2 separate regions of the Mus musculus genome follow, and region 1 is linked to region 2. The links are chromatin contacts, found by Hi-C or POLR2A ChIA-PET in ENCODE. All regions are on one chromosome and are shown on one strand. Each heading gives the region's core, a stretch centred on a gene start or an enhancer-like site at or near the end of the contact. The rest is flanking DNA. Distances are from core to core; before and after follow the strand shown.

What was found. Hi-C counts contacts between places; a loop is a spot of excess contacts on that map. ChIA-PET counts read pairs that join two places held with the same protein, here RNA polymerase II (POLR2A).
Region 1: a loop to region 2 is called in a map of left cerebral cortex, with 2.8 times the contacts of the local background. The contact joins two enhancer-like sites. A Hi-C loop is called at or near these places in 3 of 37 maps with a recorded cell type or tissue (T-helper 1 cell, T-helper 2 cell and left cerebral cortex). POLR2A ChIA-PET finds 5 or more read pairs at or near these places in 2 of 5 experiments (Patski and embryonic stem cell).

The regions. Positions count from the first base shown.
Region 1 is chr11:22,824,049-22,830,411 of GRCm38, forward strand. No RefSeq gene overlaps it. Among named protein-coding and RNA genes, the nearest start is that of B3gnt2, 33 kb to the right of the region's middle. Within about 2 kb of position 3,810, at least 1 of the 3 ENCODE cell types and tissues checked has a DNase peak (open chromatin) inside an H3K27ac peak, as active enhancers do.
Region 2 is chr11:22,625,891-22,632,095 of GRCm38, forward strand. No RefSeq gene overlaps it. Among named protein-coding and RNA genes, the nearest start is that of Gm12052, 17 kb to the left of the region's middle. Within about 2 kb of position 3,946, at least 3 of the 3 ENCODE cell types and tissues checked have a DNase peak (open chromatin) inside an H3K27ac peak, as active enhancers do.

The DNA of each region.
Region 1 (6,363 bases), core at 2,560-5,059, 200 kb after region 2:
CTAGCTGGTTATGGGCTGGTCGCTAGCCAGAAACAACTTCTTGGCCCTTATGGAACTTCCTACCACTTTCACATAAAAACCAGGGGAGAACAAGCTAAACTCAAAATCAGCCCATCAAGTTGTTATATGACATTGTGAGAAACACCTTAAGAACCTTGAACTGTTGGAACAGGAAGCCACTATGCCCAGGAAATGACTGTTATCTGTCCCGCACAGCACTCCTGCTTCCATGCAACCATCTAATGAGCAGGCAGGGGCTCACAGTGTCATGGAATCAGAAGGCTACAGTTTTAGTGTCAACGGAGACCTTGGGCCTTTGTCTTGCCACCAGCACTGCAGGTCTGTGTACTGGATCCGCCAAAGAGTTGAGCTCTCTGAAGGGGAGAGGGAGTCCAATCTCACTTCCAACGCTGCAGCTGCTCCAGAGTCTGTGGCAGGCATTGGGATGCTGGAAGCTGAGGGGTGCAGCACAGCTGAAGGCTAGGAGCCAAGGTCAGGGCCACTGAGCAGGAAGTGAGGTCGATAGGCTGGAGCAGCTTTCAACAATGAAAGCTTCAGGAGAGAACTCTTCCCCAGTGTTACAGCTCTATTCGACAGACGAGACACTCTTGGACTGTCTTTGATGAAATAGCTCGTGCACTTTAGTCCTTGTGGATAGATAGGGTCTTATATGCATTTGGGGGTGATTTGGGGTATAAAAGCAGAAGCTTTCTCCTGGCTTGATTTGAGATGTTAGAGATGCCTCATCTGCGTGTGGAGGGGCTTCGGGTGTTGCCCCTGTGTGACTGATTGTCACAGTCCTCTCCATGGAGTGTCGTGGTCCTGTGATCCAGGACAGGACCCTGATCGGGAGTAGATGGAAATGCCTACTGTACTCAGACATGAGAGTACTGGGATTTCCGAATCTGCTCAACTTTGCCAAGTTTTCTGTCTGATGGCATGGTCCACTGCCCCACATAGCACTAGGAAGGTCAGGGGAAGTTCATCCCATTCTGGGAGACATAGTAAAAGCACATTTCTGATGCCCAGTGACCTTCAGAGCAACTGATATAAGAGGAGCAGTAGCCGGGCGTGGTGGCTCACGCCTTTAATCCCAGCACTCGGGAGGCAGAGACAGGCAGATTTCTGAGTTCGAGGCCAGCCTGGTCTACAGAGTGAGTTCCAGGACAGCCAGGGCTATACAGAGAAACCCTGTCTCAAAAAAAAAAAAAAAAAAAAAAAAAAAAAAAGAGGAGCAGTATAATTTATTCAGTGTGATACCCTTATCTCAAGAATTGGAATTGGGGCCCATGGACATTTTATTGATTTAGGGTCAATTAAATGTTATTCTAATACAAATTTACTAAGATATAACTTTCCTGTTTTTTTTTTTTTATTGTTCTGACAAAATACATCACAGAAATAAGGGACAATGTAGTAGGACCCAGAGGGGGAATGCTTTATGGGTAATTCAGTGTCTCTCTCTCTCTCTCTCTCTCTCTCTCTCTCTCTCTGAGGGGGAATGCTTTATGGGTAATTCAGTGTCTCTCTCTCTCTCTCTCTCTCTCTCTCTCTCTCTCTCTCTCCCTCCCTCCCTCCCTCCCTCCCTCTTCCTTCTTTTCTTTCTAAGATTTATTTTTTACTTATACGTATGCATGTGGGCTGCATGAGTTTGTGTACATAAGTGTGTAGATGCCCACAGAGACCAGGAGGTGGCATCAGATCTCCTGGTGCTAGAATTATACATAGTTGTGAGCTGCCATGTGTGTGTGCTAGGAATTGAATAATAAGTACTCTTAACCTCTGAGCCATCTCTTCAACCCCACTAGCTGGTTTTCTACATTTTCCTTGTCATTTTATCTGTGGTCCCAAACTCCAAAATGGTGCCACCATAATCAGCTCTTCCCCCACTGCCCCTCCCCCACCCCATTACCACGGCCCACATGTAATCAATTGTATATCTGCTTTATTAGCCACCAAAGGCCCTTCTCAACCCAATTAATTTGGTAATAGAGCATCTTGAGGCCACCCCGTCAGCGTGACAAGCAAGCACAAGCACTCTACGACATATAACAGCCACCCTGTATTGTTTCACAGGGAAAATGCACCCACTCTTCAGAGTTTAAAGTCCCAGCATTGTCCAAAAGTCCAAAATCGAAGCGTCCTCTGGGACTCAAGGTAAACCCTTAACTGAACTGTAGAAGTCAAAGGTCACTTAGCATGCTTCCAAGATATACAGAGTAAACATTCCTAATACCAGAGCAAAGCAAAGCAAACCAGACGGGGTCAAGAATTGTGGAGAGCTGTGCCGTGAGCAATCGCCATTATAAGATGGCGCTGGCTTCCACTGCGCCTAACTAGTAAACAAGCCTTATGCGCATGTGCATGAGTGAACTCACGCCTAGTCACTGCCCATCTCGCGGAGTAGTAATGGGGTGATGGGCGAGCAACGAATCAGGAGCTGTCACGCCACATCAGGTGCTGAAACGTCACGCTGCGGGCTATATAAGCAGCGCCATTTTCCCGGTTCGGGGTCTTCCCTCCTGAGAAGTAAGCAATAAAAGCTTTGCCGCAGAAGATTCTGGTTGTCCTGAGTGTGTTCTTGCCGGAGGGGACAAAAGCTCGGGATAAAGAATGGTGTCCTGTATCCGATTCCGACTTCAGAGAACATGGGCAAAACCAAGCCTTCCAGCCTCATCATTTGTACCCTCTCTGGGGCTGGCACAGCTTGATCTGTGTGGTTTTTCTTGGCAGGTGTCCCACAATCCTGGCATCTAGAACTTTCTTTACTCTCACAGCTTCCCACCTCGTCCCCTCAGGGGATCCCCACAGGAATTCCAACCTGCTGCATGCTCACAGGCTCTCCTCTGAAATCAGGCAGAACCCTCCATGGCTGTAGAACTCTCCTGCTTGCCTCATACTGCAATCCAATGTCGTGCGGAGGATGAGTCTAAAACCCAGTGAGAAATTGGATCTCCTCATCCAGGAGTCTCCAGACCTGCCCGGCACTCATCTGAAGAAAAAGGAAGGGCATCCCCATGGCTTCCTATTTTTTGCCACTTGTGTTCTTTGATTCAAGACCAGTATATCTGTGCCCTTTCCAGGAACCAGGAGTAGGTCACAAGCTGTCCTCACTGTGGACATCTTGGAGCACCTGCAGCTGGATTCAACCTCAAACTTAGGAAAGCAACTGGACTCTCATGGTCTCAATTATGATCAAAACCATCCACTTCCAGCTAGCTTAAGCCAAAAAAGGGAAAAGGAAGCTCACACGGCAGGAAGCCCAGGACAATACAGATCGAAAGCTCAAAGGCTCTCCCATGCCTTACTTACTGCTCCAGAGATGCACAGCTCTGATTCTCAGCTTCATAAGCTTCCTTAAGGTCCCCAGAAAGATGCCAGTAACTCTATTACCCCCATTTAATCAAGCAAAAAAGTAGCTTTCATGTTGAAGACCGTGGGCAAGTCACACAGGGGCACTTGTCATTCCTCCCAGACCCAACCCCCACCCCCATCCCACATCCTAGGCGCATCTGTCTCCAAGCGAAGGATGTAGGATGGCTACCTGGTGGCCACAGCAGCAGCCACACAATCCTCTCCATGGCAGCTATTTGCAAACATGAGAATCATCCCATCTCTGGGTAAAAATAGAGCCAAACGCTCCAAAGTAGGAAGAGTGTCTGGGAGAAGAAAGCTGCCAAGAACAGCCATCCTGTAAATAAAGTTGTATGCTGGTACAGAAGGGGCCTCCTGAGGAGCAGTCATAATTGCTGTGCTTGCCTGCCCGCTGGCTGAGACAGCAGAGAGGGACTCAGCTCTGAAGGCTACTCTGAGAGCAGGCCAAGGTTGCCTTGCTCTGGAAGGGGCAGCTTCCCACAGGTTTTGGGGCTCTCTCCACCCAACCTGGCCCTCCTCCTAAAGATTACTCTTGCAGCAACTCTGTCCTAGCCAGTTGGGACTTACTCCTGCCTCAAGCACTCAGCTATATGGGTTCTCTCTCTATCCTGTCCAGCAGGGTATTGTCCAGACCTCCAGCAAAAGGGATGTGGTCCAGCACCACACCCTCCCTATGAGGCAAGACACTGCTAGCTTAGACACACAGAGCAGAGGACCACCTGCTACTTGCCTCCTATGCCCCCACATTGAGTTCACCTGTCTTGGTTTGCTTGGTTGTTTTCTGAAGTGGGATCTTGCTATATATAGTCTTGCCTGGCGGTTCTTAACCTGGCAGCAATCTTCCAGCCTTTGCCTCCTGAGTGTTGTGGCATATGACACCATGCCCAGCCTTTCTGACCCCTTAAGGCATTTATCCTTAATATCCACAGATATTGGGAACGGATAGCCAGTGATTATTGGAGTGGGCCCATTTGAGCACAGGACAATGGGCAGCGAGTGTGAAACAGCAGAGCAGCAGATGCCCACAGAGGCCACACTGATGTAGAAGCAAGCTAATCACTGCTGAGCAGTTGTCACATGCCAGGCTCTGGACACTGCATACACTAATGCCTTTGTTTATCTGTACATTTCAAATGTACAAACACCCCTCGTGACGTGTGTCTTAATTACAAAGTTTCTTACTGTCTTAATTACAAAGTTTCTTACTGTGGCGAAACCCAGCGAGTACTATCAGTAATCTCACGAACCTGATGTCACGCACTGGCATGGCTCTGTGGTATTCTTGTACACTACACAACACCCAAGCCACTCTAACACAAGCTCTCACTGAAGAACATGCTATGAATAACCAATACTGACCAAAAACATCAGTCATGAAGACATGGAAAGACAAGACTGAGAAGCAGATGGGAGACCAAGGAGAAAACAAAATTAAATGTCATGTGGGGCCATAAATAAGGTGCCTAAGCAACAACAGACGGACCTGAGGGTTTGCCAGAGGCCAACCAAGTCCCCGGTAAGCAATGCAGCTATAGCAATGTTGATTTCCTGTTGCTGGCTGGTCTGCCTTGATAATTAGCACACAGTTAAAGAAAGCTGGAGAGAAGCACACAGATGTTCTGTACTGTTTTTGTGTCAAAAATAAAAAAAAAAAATTTTAAGGGCAGCTGGAGAGACAGTTTGGCAGTTCAGAGCACTTAGTGCTGTAGCAGAGAAGCTGAGTTCAGTTCCAAGCATCTTCATGTTGGCTCACAACTGCAACTCCAGTTCCAGGGGAGCTGGCACTTCTTCTGACCTACTTGGGCTCCTACAGCATGTGGTGAGCATCCATATGTTCAGGCAAGGGTGTGCGTGTGTGTGTGCGCGCGTGTACGTGTATATGTGTGTGTGTGTGTGTATGTATGTGTGCGTGTATGTACATGTATGTGTGTATGTGTGTGTGTGCGTGTGTGTGTGGGGGGGGTGTGCATGTGTGTGTATGTGTGTGCGTGTATGTGTGCATGCGTGTACAAGTATGTGTGTATGTGTGTGCATGTGTGGGTGCGTGTGCATGTGTGTGTGCATGTGCATGTGCGTGTGTGCACGCGTGTGTGCATGCATGCACGCATAAGTATTTTTTAAAAATATACGGGCTGAATAGATGACTCTGCAGTTAGGAGCACTTGAGGCTTAGGCTGAAAAACTAACTTCAAGGTTAAGAAAATGTGTTGTTCTTGCAGAAGACCTAGATTTAATCTCTGTGGATGCACAGTAGCTTGCAAATGTCTATTAACCCCAGTCCCGTAGGATCTGACACCTTCTTCTGACCTTTGTAGACTGCAAGCATGCACATGGTGTGCAATCATACATGAACCCAAAACACTCACACACATAAGTAATAACATAAATAAACATTACTAATATATTTTAAAGAGCATTTCTTGCAGAGAACCAGTTTGGCTCTTAGCACCTTGTAACTTCAGCTTAAAGGCTGATGCTATCTTCTGGCCTGTGGGAACCTATAGAGACACACGCATACACATAACAAAAAATAAGAGGAAAGTTTACATTTTAAATTACTTTTAAGGTTTTCCAAATGAAGTCACCCAATAAGTCACTTAGGATATTCAGCTCATTGGGCTGGTCTACGGCAATGAAGAGGTGCCCTGGGGTGAAATAAAACATACTTTTACATTTTCTGATACATTACTGAACACATGCCACAGGGAGTGGTTTTTATTGTTTTGTTGAAACAAAGTCTTGCTTGGTAGCTGAGGCTGGCCTCACAGCAAGTGCCAGCACAGTGACCTTGTCGGCTTTCAGTTGCTTTGTCCTCGGGATCACCCCTGTAGCTGAGTTTGTATTTGACTGCAGGGTGGGACCCCACTTACATAAGACCTTCTCCCACTTCTGGAGGTATGACTTGTCTGCCTTCTAGCACGGCATGGCCCTCCCAGCTGGAGAGACAACTGAGAAGCAGTGGGCTCCCAGGGGGCTGCTTTGCATCTT
Region 2 (6,205 bases), core at 2,696-5,195:
CTACACAGAGAAAACCTGTCTCAACAAACCAAAGAGAGAGAGAGAGAGAGAGAGAGAGAGAGAGAGAGGGAGAGAGAGAGAGAGAGAGAGAGAGAGAGAGAGAGAGAGAGAGAGAATGGAGCCATCCATAGTGGGTGTGTCTTCCTATCTTAGATAACATAATCAAGCTTCCTCCCCCACAGGCAGGCCCATAGGCTCATATCTCAGATAATTTTAGACACTGTCAATTGACACTAACTACCCATCATCTCTGAGCTTTTGAGGCAACTCATTACATACCTCAGGCTAGCTTTGAACTTGCTTTGTAGCCCAGGCTAGCCTCAAAACCATATTCTTCCTGTCTTTGACTCCTGAGTGCTTGGATTACAGGTATGGACTACTACACCCAGCCATAAGTTATTTTCTGACAACCAATAAATCAATGTGTTAAAATAGTTGACTGAAGCATCTGTAGTATTGGCATCAGCATCCAGCCTTGACCCAATACTGATGAAAATAATCTGCTTAACAATCTCCAAAATACTATGCAAGTCAGTGAGTCACTTGTAGATTCTTATCTGGAAACAGTCTCATGTTTAGTTTCTTCACCACACAGTGTTTTTCTGGTAGCGATTCTCAGTATCTTGTAGGCATGGATGAGCCCCCCCCCTCCCCATTTGACTTCAGTATCAGCTTCTTCAGAGACTTCACATTGCAGCTGGTCAGGTTAATTCTAATTTGGTGACTCAACAGCTCTGTTTCCACAGGTGCTTTCCCACTGTCTTTAAAAGCAATAGCATGAAGTTAGGACAGAGCTCAGACTGCCCCCACAGTCAAGCCTCAGAAAGCCACAAGTCATTCCTGAATAATCTTAATTGCATGTCCTATGCATGTGTATGTGTGTGGTATGCTTGTGTTTGTGTGTGTGTGTTCATGTTTACGTCTGTGATTAAATGTGTGTAGGTGGTTGTTGCAGGATTTGCCCATCCAATTACATTAGGGCAGCAGGAGGCCTGTGACTGGACAGTTGCAGAGACAGAGAGCATAGCGGAGGGTAGGAGAATGGAGGTAGATGCGAACCAGCATGGCTGGAACAGGTCACAGGTAGTTATGATATCATAAGGTTAGAATAACTGGGATAAAGCTTTTATCATTATAAATTGGCCCTGAAATTATTGTGTTGGCATCTTGTAAATTGTGATTTTATTGATACATAAATCTAATTGGTTAACCATAATTATAAGCTTTAAGAGTTTTGATTCTACCAGGTAATTAGGTGTTGTGATGGCTGACTGTGGGGTGGGCAGTCATTGTGTGGCAGCAAGAGGACCTGGGGGATCCAGCCCCTTCGGAGAGTTGGCAGGCAGAGAGACAGTCAAGTTGAGATCATCCGGCTAGCATGCCCTCTGTGGCCCGTTGGTGCCGGCACAAGTGGACTATGCCGGCTCTCTTTTTTAAAATATTTCCTGCAACAGGTGGTCTGTGTGTTTATGCAGGCTCATGTGGAGGTCAATGATTAATGTCAATGTTCACCTTATCCACTGAGGCAGGTCTCTCGCTTGACTCGGAGCTTGCTGATTTGGCCAGCCTAGCTAGCCAGCTTACCCCCAGGATCTCCGTCTCTTCCGGGAATATAAATGGGTCTAAGCTGTGCTTCACTGGAATTCATATTTCTTGAAGGCTCTACACAGAAGCTGCTCCAAGATGGCCACTCAGCAGCTCACTCTGTTCTACCACCTAGTCAGATGGCCTCTGGTTACAAGATGGTGGCTGATTCTCTCCATCAGTCTGCAGTGGTCACCAGCTCCTTCTCCCAAACTGCTGTGCACAAAGCCAGAGGCTTGTAAAACCGAACCCCACCCATGGCAGTCTAGAAATCTCTAAATGAAAGTTTGGTTGGGTTGTCCCAGAAGCCAGTCAGGGAAAGGACCGGAGCCTGGGACAAGTTCCCATAGCTTCTAATACAAGGTGAGGTACTGGGTGAAAGATGCCCATCAGACCATAGTCAAGGACATTTAAAATAACAAACCTCTAGGCTGTTAAGTAGGGGCTCACTGGTACCCTGGAGGTTGCGGTAAAACTTCAAGAATGTGAGCTCCTCTTTTGTCCTCAGCAAAAGGGTTGCTAAATGACTGACCCCACCCTTAGGAGAGCCCAAGGCCTGGGCTGCCTGAGCTTGCTGACTAGGGGACAGTGCTTGTCACCACCTCAGCCATAATGATGTGGTGTAGTGTTGAGAGCAAAGGAACAGGCTTCATATATTGTCAACCAAGACAAGTGCCTGGAGATTGATGGCAGTACAGCACCCCTGACTTCTGGATGGAGCTGAGGTCAATGTCTATCAAGAATAACCAAGCAAGCCCTGCATCAGAATTGTGGGTGGAGAAGGCCACAGCTTCTAAAATGCAGAACTCTGGGACACTGAGATGACTCAGGGGTATAGGCGCTTGCTATGAATTGTGATACCCTGAGTTTGATTCTCCCAGACTCATTTGATGAAAAAGAAAAGCATCTCTTAAATATTGTCCTCTGACCTCAGTAGGGACACACACACAACACACTCACACACACACATACACACTCACACACACATACTCACACACACACAACACACTCACACACACACTCACTCACTCACACACACACATACACAATTTCTTCTTTCTTCTTTTTTTTAATTCGAGTGTGTGTATGTGTGTATACGTATGTTCCTTAAAAAGTCTTCGGAGGCTTGGTGACAGTATTATTTCTATCCCTTAGCAGGGCTTTTAGGAATGAAAGGGGTTTTTCCTCAACCCTAAGTGATTTGTAGCAATGCCTGGGGTGGGTTTCATCCAAAACACTGGGATCTGTGAAATGCTGCAGCTGTTTACAGTCCCACGGCTGCATCCAAGAATCCTTCACTAATCCAACTCTGCCTGTCTTAGGCCATACTATTCTCCCAAGGCTCACCTTCCAGAACGTGAAAACCTACAAAGGCAGAGGCCATGGGGACCCTTGCTGGAGGTTGGCAGCAAGGAAAGGACACATCAATAATTCCACTCCTTGGCTGCCAATGATTGGACTGTGGGTAAGAGTGGTATGGCAGCTGATCGGCTGGATTCACATCAAGGCGGTGGATGGCTAGCCAGCCTTCTTTGCTCACACACAGGCCCAGGCACAGGCCTGGCTAGAAGAATGCTCCATATTGCCTCTCCCCAGACTCAGGCAGTGACACAAGGCATGTGATAGCATCCGTCAGAACAAGTCCCTCTGGGCAAGAGTCAGTTCTTCGGCAAAAGCCAAGAGCAGGAGCACACAGCTGCCTTCAGCTGAAGTTGTCCTACACTGAAGGTTACAAGGAACAAGTTGTCCTTCCCTTCAGACGACTGACTTCCTTTTGGATGAAACATCCCAGCTTCTCCTGTCAGGAACATGCCCAAATAAAGTAGCTGCTGCAGCCTTGGAAAAGATTTAGCTCCACAGAGAAGCTGGGACCCAACGCCCACATGGGATTTTCTGGATTTGCCTTTCTTTCTCTCTTCCTTGCTTCCTTCCTTGCTTGCTTCCTTCCTTCCTTCCTTCCTTCCTTCCTTCCTTCCTTCCTTCCTTCCTTCCTTCCTTCCTTCCTCCCTCCCTCCCTCCCTCCCTCCCTTCCTTCCTTCCTTTCTTTTCATTATTATTACTATTAGTTCGGCAGCGGTCATTTGAGTTTGGCTTTCCAAAGCTGTCTGGAAAAAGCTGCCCAGGCTCAGCTGCTCAAGACTGAAATGGGCGTGATGGATGCAGCCGCAGCTCTCAGATTTCTTGTTGCAAGTTTTTCTGACCTGAGTCAAGTAACCTGTTGAGACCAGTCCCCTCATCTACCCAGAGGCCACTCAGCAAATGCTTAGCTCACACTCCTGGATTCCTGTGTGGAACAGTGGAGATAGCGATCTGGCTCGGAACAATTCCAGCTGTAAACAACGCACTTCCTGACGGCAGAAGCAGAGTCCTCGGGAAAATGGCGCGGGTCTGCCTGCAGCCCGCCCCCGTTCTGTGCTGTGGGTGATGCCCGGGGAGCAAGCCTGGAAAGTATGTCTGTTGACAGCAAGGAGAAGCGCTAAATAATCTGCCAGGGACAGGAACTGGCCGCTAGCTAGATTTTTCTACGTAGGATTATATTTTGAAATAATTGCTTCAAGATATTTTTTTAAAAACTTGGCTGGCTCAGGGAGACATTCAGATGATGGTCTGGGGCCTTCAATGTAAGCTAAGGCAGGCTTGTAGAATCATCACCCAGCACAGAAGGAAGGAAGCCAACAACTGGGGCAGAGAGAACGCTCAGTGAAGTGCGTTGGGTTTCCGGTGTCCAGAGTCAGTGTCAGACTGTGGTCTGCCAAAGGTCCTGAGAATCCAGAATGACTTCCCACATGCTCTGCTAGGGGAGTATTGGTGGGGAGGGGGGAGGGGGAGCTTTGGGGACTAGTGACAGAAAGGTTGTCAGCCTAGCCCCAGTCCACCTGGTCAGCTGACTCCTATTAGTTGATAACTCACCCTTGGAGTTACTGCGGAGAGCTGGGCAGCCCTCCCTCAAATGTCCCCTTGGCCTTCTCTCTGTTTTCTCAGGCCTCTGCACAAATGCCACCTTCTCAGGAAAATCTACCCTGTCTGAAAGGCTGATGTCCCCGCCTCATTTCCTAATGTTAAACATGTTGTCGTTCCCATTACAGTTTATATCGTCTATATTGTAACTATCTTAGCAGGAACAAAAATATTCTATTTTATTTATTTGTTTGCTTATTTTGGGACACGGTCCCATGCATACGAAGCCCACCTCAAACTCTCTAGTTGAAGAAGACCTTTAACTTCCCTGATGATTTTTGCCTCCACCTCCAACGTGCTGGGATTATGGGCACGTCACAACCGACACCCAGTTCATAGTTTCTTCAGTGTTCAGGATTGAACCCGGCTTCTTCTGCATGCCACACAAGCACTCTGCAAGCTGAGTTACATCTCCAGCCCCTGACAGGTGAAGCTATTCTAGACAATTCTGAACACACACACACACACACACACACACACACACACACACACACACACACAAGGTCCTGTATATCTCTCTAGTGAAATAATGGTCGCCATGAGATTAGAATCCCCCAAGATATTCATGCTAGGAGAAAGAAAGGATGGAGGCAGAGAGGAACATGGGTCCCAGAATGCTGTTTCACACAGCTCTAACAACTGCACAAGCCCACCTGGAGGACAGATTGGAGGTGTGAAAGGCAGGGCCACTCATTGCCCAGGACTGCTCAGCAGTGTGTACCGCGTGTCCTCTTATTAATCCTGAACTTCATGTCAGGACCCCACAGTGTGCTTGGGAGCTATGGGAGCTGTTTGTTCCTCTTGCTGGTGCGACCACACTGAATACATCTTTCTCTTCTCGATGGATGTTATTCACCTCTCTGATTGGCCTATTGAGAGGGGAGGGAGATGACCACGCCTAGGTTGCTGGACTGCCAGGCTGTGACCCAAAAAACTCTGGTAAGAATATTTTCCCCTCCAGCTAAGATGTCAAGTGCAAGAATGTATATTTTTACTTACAGTTGGGTCCAAGGGTTTTAGAAAAATGCATTCACATCATAAAGACTAGTAAATATTTACTGAATGTGTGAAGGAATCTTACATTTAGTATTGACTCACGTACCAAACACTAGTTATTTCCCTTAGATAGTTATGTGAATGAATATACCAAGAATGAACTTATAATCGCCTAGTGTAAAAGCAGGAACTACTTGCTTGTTTTCTTGAACTTTCAGTTAAAATTGGGGGGGGGGGGGGTTTGCAATTCCTGCATATAGCCACAGGATGGCACCATTGCTCAGTGTATTTTCTCTGGAAAGCCGGCTGGTATCAGAAAATTCTCCACCCTCCTTCCCCTCCTCCTTTTTCTCTCTTCCTTCCTCCTAATACTGTAAAAGTAAGTCTTTTCTGAAGCTCTGGAAGAAAAGACACCGAGCAGAATACATTGCTCGACACCTGTCTGGATCCCTTAGCTCCATCTTCTCTCTGGCCCAAAGCCCAGAGTCCTGCTGTTCCCAGGCTGAAAGGCAGTGCAGGGACCTTTAGGAATGCACTCCCTCTCCTCCCCACCACCCCACCACAGCCCCTGACATCCACTCTGAGTTCCTAATAGCACCATCTCAGCAGCCCCTACCTATCCTTCGGTCTGACTCTGAGAAACCATCAACAGAGAGGTTCTCTGGCC